2 separate regions of the Homo sapiens genome follow, and region 1 is linked to region 2. A link is an interaction called in ENCODE POLR2A ChIA-PET data of the cell type or tissue named here. Cell type or tissue: PC-3. All regions are shown on one strand. Each heading gives the region's core, and the rest is flanking DNA. Links, peaks and the distances in the headings are about the cores only. Region 1 has its middle 430 kb from the start of LINC01108. Region 2 overlaps LOC105374945 (a long non-coding RNA gene).

The links. ChIA-PET counts read pairs that join two places held together with the same protein. Peaks named below come from ENCODE experiments on the same cell type or tissue, not always from the same donor. Only the 100,000 strongest peaks of a DNase experiment are listed, where the experiment ranks them.
Region 1: POLR2A ChIA-PET joins it to region 2 with 5 read pairs; 6 of 35 experiments call an interaction of 5 or more read pairs at or near these places.

The regions. Positions count from the first base shown.
Region 1 is chr6:14,717,851-14,720,768 of GRCh38, forward strand. No RefSeq gene overlaps it. Among named protein-coding and RNA genes, the nearest start is that of LINC01108, 430 kb to the left of the region's middle. In PC-3, for the core only: no CTCF peak of the experiment used is centred there; no DNase peak of the experiment used is centred there.
Region 2 is chr6:14,887,838-14,890,755 of GRCh38, forward strand. The region is part of intron 2 of LOC105374945 (a long non-coding RNA gene); the gene reads right to left. Among named protein-coding and RNA genes, the nearest start is that of JARID2-DT, 360 kb to the right of the region's middle. In PC-3, for the core only: no CTCF peak of the experiment used is centred there; DNase peaks (open chromatin) are centred at 1,584 and 1,944; H3K4me3 peaks cover 950 bases; H3K27ac peaks cover 1,942 bases.

The DNA.
Region 1 (2,918 bases), core at 211-2,710, 170 kb before region 2:
TAGATAGAAGGAATAAGTTCTAGTGTTTGATGGCACAGTAGGGTGACTGTAGTAAATAATTGAGTGTATATTGCAAAATAGCTAGAAGATTTGCAATGTTCCCAACACAAAAACATGATCAATGTTTGAGGTGAGGAATATCCCAATTACCTTGATTTGATCATTACACATTGTGTGCAACTATCAAATATCAAATGTACTTCATCAACATGTACAATTAGTGTGTATCAATATAAAATATTTTTTAAAGCTGTGATTCCTGCTCCTACACCCCTGGGCAGCCATCCCACCTTTGCAGCAATGAGGTAGAGAGCTGGGGGGAACTATCAGGTTCTCCTGTGTTCAGATAAAATGTAGCATGGTTGTGATTGAAAGGCCTCAAGTTTTCTAGTTCCATTTTGTTCTATTCCCCACAAAAAACAACTACAGGCTGGGCGCAGTGGCTCACGCCTGTAATCCCAGCACTTTGGGAGGCCGAGCTGGGCAGATCACGAGGTCAGGAAATCGAGACCATCCTGGCTAACACAGTGAAAACCTGTCTCTACTAAAAATACAAAAAATTAGCTGGGCATGGTGGTGGGCGCCTGTAGTCCCAGCTACTTGGGAGGCCAAGGCAGGAGAATGGCGTGAACCCAGGAGGCGGAGCTTGCAGTGAGCCGAGATCGCGCCAATGCACTCCAGCCTGAGTGACAAAGTGAGACTGTCTCAAAAAAAAAAAAAAAAAAAAACAACTACAGAGGAGCTGTAGCTCTAAAACTCAGCAGGGCTGGGCATAGTGGCTCACGCCTGTAATCCCAGCACTTTGAGAGGTCCAGGCATGCAGATCACTTCACGCCAGGAGTTTGAGACCAACCTGGCCAACATGGTGAAACCCTGTCTCTACTAAAAATACAAAAATTAGTGAGGCATGGTGGTGTGCGCCTGTAGTCCCAGCTACTCAGGAAGCTGAGACACGAGAATCACTTGAACCAGGAGGCAGAGGCTGCAGTGAGCCAAGATCATGCCACTGTACTCCAGCCTGGGCGACAGAACAAGACTGTCTCAAACAAAAAATTTAAAAATGATATATATATATAACACAGATGGAGAGAAAATAAATCAATGAAACTATGGAGCAAAGAAGAGAAAAATCTCAGCAAGCAGTCAGACTGACCCTTTCTGCTCAGTGTGGCTGAAACCAAAGCAATGAGGCTGGCACTTTGCCTCCTGTCAGAAAGGCTACGTGTGTTTAAAGGACAGCAGCATTCAGAGATTTTCTCTGCAGGAGGTCTTGCTCTCTTCTCCTGCTGAAAATGTCTGACTCGATTCATAACCAATATCTAAATATAGTCATGTTGGTTATTTCATGCACTATTTACATGCATAATCGTAATCTCAATTGAGTCTCAACTTCAGAAACACAGTTTATTACAGTGGGATTAGAGTACACAAACTCCTATATTCTGCATTCCACAGCCATCTTCCTTCTCTACTTACCATTAACTAGAGTGCTTCCACAGCTTATTCTCCAGTGGAAACCAGTAAGAGCCTCCGAAGGAAGGCCAAGTAGTGGAGGCGTGACCTCCCAGAGCCGACCACTGTCTCTCCGCTGACCCAGCAAACAGCCTACATGATAGTCACAAATAATATGGCCCCATGGGCATACGCGTGGGCCAAGTGTATACCCGCCCCTTCCTTCCTCTCCCACTCAAGAAAGCAGATCAGAATGCAAGAATCTAAAAACAGCATTGTTATGGAAGCACACTCTAAAATATATTGTAATTTATCAACAAAGTAAATTATTCAAAACTGTGATACTCTGTTATTAGCTAGCAAATTCCTTTTCATACCCAGAGTGGAACACAATGGTTGAACACTGCTTTCTTAGACACAACTTTGAATGCCAACCACTTGAATTGTTGATGTCTGACAAGTGACAAAAATGATAAATGCTAGTGTAAATCAACTCATAGAAGATCCAAGCACTTTAGAGAAAAACAAAATATCTCTCTCTTTCTCAGAACATGCTTACCAGAACCCCACACTCTTCAGTAACAATAACAAGTGTATGATCACCCAACAAAGGCTCTATCACTCTCTAAGCAAAATAAACAGGATAAAACGTGACAATTTTATCATTATGGATTATTTTAATTTTTATTATTTGTGTTTTACAAACTTTCTGATTCCCTATGAACATCCTTTACCTTTTTAAGGGATAATGTTTAAAATGTTATGTAAAAAATGGAATATATTTTCAACACAAGGAATGGAAAGTCATGAAATTTAATGAGATTCTAGAAGACATTGGCTTGCTTCAAAGATTTATGCAAGAACATATCTGTAGCAATGAGGAAAGAAGGCATTTTAAAAAGACCTCCAAAGAGAAAAAAATTGCTATCACTTTTTTACTGGAAGATGTGACAGATATTGTAACAAAATTCCCACGGTCCCAAAAAACCATTAAAAGATACCTCTTTCTGAATGCCTATAATCTGAAACAAGACTAATTGGATCTGTACAAGTCATCCATCAGCTAAGTTCCTCTAAGTGAAAGACACTTGTCTTTAGAAAAAGCATGTCCCCAAATTGGAAATATGAATTGATCAAAGGTACATAGGCACAACACCAAAATCTATTTGGTCACTGAAAAAAAAAGGGTTTCTCCAGTTCTGGGCTTGGGATATTTCTTTCCAATCATTTGGGAAGCAGTTGAATCAAGTCCGGGGGTTAAAATACTGAAAGTCCAGAGGGCAGCATTTCCATACAACTCACACATTTCTCCTGCTGAAGTGAGCTTTGAAGTTGAGTGGCAGCCAAGATAGAGGGGTAGAAAAAAAAGAGAAAGAGTTACATAGGGGCTGGTAGTCACTCAAAGGAAGAACAACAAGAATTAAGAGAAAGAAAAAGAAAAGGGAGGTGAAAATGGATTAAAACAA
Region 2 (2,918 bases), core at 237-2,736:
TGCCAGATGGCAGAGCAACAAATTGCAGTTTCTTTTTTTTTTTTCAGAGGGAGACAGGGTCTTACTATGTTGCCCAGCCTGGTCTTGAATTCCTGGGCTCAAGCAATCATCCCGCCTCAACCTCTCAATGTACTGGGTTTACAGGTGTCAACCACCACACCTGGCCTAAGTTAAAGTTTCTTAAATCCTTCCCACCTAAAATCAAACCTGGGCTTGGGGGAAAGAAGCAGCTGTAAGAAGACCATCCTGAGGACAGGATACTGACTAAAGTCATTGCCTTGCTGGGTAGTGAGGGGTTTGCAATGTCATGAGCAGCTTTTGCTATGTGGTGAGCAACTGTCCCGGCATCTGCCGTCACGGGCTGGGAAGACCAGGTAAGAGTTGACATGCCCTGCTAGAGATGAACCCAAGGTGCTGTGGGCGGCCCCACCCAATATATTCTCCATGGAACCCAAGAGCCTTGTCAAGTTACTGCAAATGCACAGTCTTAGTTTCAAATCAAGGCCCTCCATCCATAACTGCTTGTTTCAAGGGAAGGTCGCTGCCAAACTATTTCTTCATTTCTAATAGGCACCTAGAAAGCAACAGAGGGATGGTAGAAAGCCACATGACAGCCATTTGGCAAAGCTTTTCAGAATTGCTTTTCTATTTTTCTGTTTTGTAGGCTCTGGGGTTCCATTGAGACTTCTACAGTCAAGCAAGGATCCCATTTCTTAACATTTTGCAAGCCTTTTTTACAAATGCCAAAAAACATGCCTAGGGCAGAGCCATGGACTTTCTGAGCTCTGTTTACTAAACCACAGATTGTGACAGCCCCAGAGCTGGTTGTTCCCATCCAATCTGTCCTTCACATTGTTACCAAATCTGGCTTCTTAAATCAGGCCTGTCACCCTGTTGTTCCCTTGCTGAAGGACTTCTATCACTGGTGGGAGCAAGTCCAACCTCGGATTTGCATTGGCACCCCTTCATCAGCAGGCCTGCTTCACCCCTGAAGCTTGGTACGTACTGTCCATCCCCCAGGGCAGGGAGTAGCCAAGCCCAGTTCCTTCGTGCCACTGGGCCTTCCTACCGCAGTTGTTTCTACCAACTGTGCTCCCTTAGGCAGCATGGTGGTGAAACCAAGCCAAGGCCAGAGTCATATGGCAACAGCCCCACAAACTATGTGTCCTCTGCCCAGCTGCAGGTGTCGCACAGAGGTTAGGTGAAGTGGCGTGCTGATAAAAGTTTAATAAGTGGCTCTCCAGGAGAGAAAATGTGTGCATATGTAGATGTAAACACATAGGTTTATTATAAACTTTACTGCTATATGATACACACAATCTGGTAAATTCCATATAGCCAATTGTTTCTTATGTATGCTTTCATTGATTTTTATTTTACTTATTTTTATTTTTAAATATAATAACCAGAGACAGGGTCTCACTATGTTGCCCAGGCTGGTCTCGAACTCCTGCCCCATCCTCCTGCCTCAGCCTCTCAGAGTGCTGTGATTACAGGCATGAGTCACCACACCCAGCAACTTCCATTGATTTTTGACAAACTCTCTTCTCTGTAGCCAACCAGTGTGGCAACTGATGAACAAGTATAGTTCTGGGATGGCTGTTGGTTGCTATTTTCATTTATGTAAACAACAGGAAAGTGAAACAACTAAGATCTGTGTCAGAATTCCACTCATTCGTCAATGATAGGAACAACTCCTTTACAGAATCAGATACAGTTGTCAAAGACTGGAGGAAGATTTTCTCAAATTTTTTTGTGTCATTCACAAAGTAATGGCTATTGATAGGCAGACTTTAAAGTTTTATCTGTATGTTTAATATTATCTCCCTCACTTCCTTAAGTCTAGACCAAGGGTTCCATAAAATTTGACTCTTACGAGCCAGATAGTAAATATTAACTTTGTGAGCTATTCGGTCTCTGTCACAACTACTCAACGGGGCCATTGTAGTGCCAAATCAGCCGTCGACAACAGGAACACAAAAGAGCGTCCCTGCTATGTCCCAATAAAACTTTTTATGAAAGCAAGTGGGGGCCCAGATTTGGCCCACAGGCTGTAGTTCCCAACCCCTTGTCTAGACAACCAATGAGACAATAAATCCAGCCTGATTTGTAGCGTTTGTTTACAAATCAGTTGCTGTGGCTATTTCAAGCTAACAATGCAAAGTCACTGCACGAGGAGTATGGGGAGGTGGTGTTCACCAGCTTGTAGAAATCTAATGTCATATTTCTACTGGTGTGAGTTTCCTAGGGCTGCCATCACAAGGTGCCACAAACCAAGTGCCTCAAACAACAGAAATTCATTGTTCCACGGTTCAGGAGACTGCAAGTCCAAGTTGAAGGTGTGGGCAAGGGGGGCTCCTTCTGTGAGCCCCGAGGGAAAATCTGTTCCCTGTGTCTCTCCCAGCTCCTGATGGTTTGCTGCCGTGTTGGGCGATTCTTGGCTTCTGCTGCATCGCCCCAATCTCTGCCTTCATCTTCACGTGACATCCTCCCTGCGTGCATATTTCTCTGTGCCCAAACTTCCTCTTTTTATAAGGACACCAGTAATATTGGACTAGGGCCCCACCCTAATGACCTCATCTGAACTAATTACATCTTCAACAACCCTCTTTCCAGATAAGGTCACGTTCTGAGATACTGGGGGTTAGGACTTCAACATATGAATTTGTGGAGGGAGGGAACACAAATGAACCCATAAGACCACCGTACAGTGACAATAGTCATAAAGAGCTTCTAGAGCATAGATAATAAAAAATAGTTGGGAGGCCGAGGCGGGAGGATCACGAGGTCAGGAGATCAAGACCATCCTGGCTAACACGGTGAAACCCTGTCTCTACTAAAAATACAAAAAAAAATTAGCCGGGCATGTGGCGGGCATCTGTAGTCCCAGCTACTTGGGAGGCTGAGGCAGGAGAATG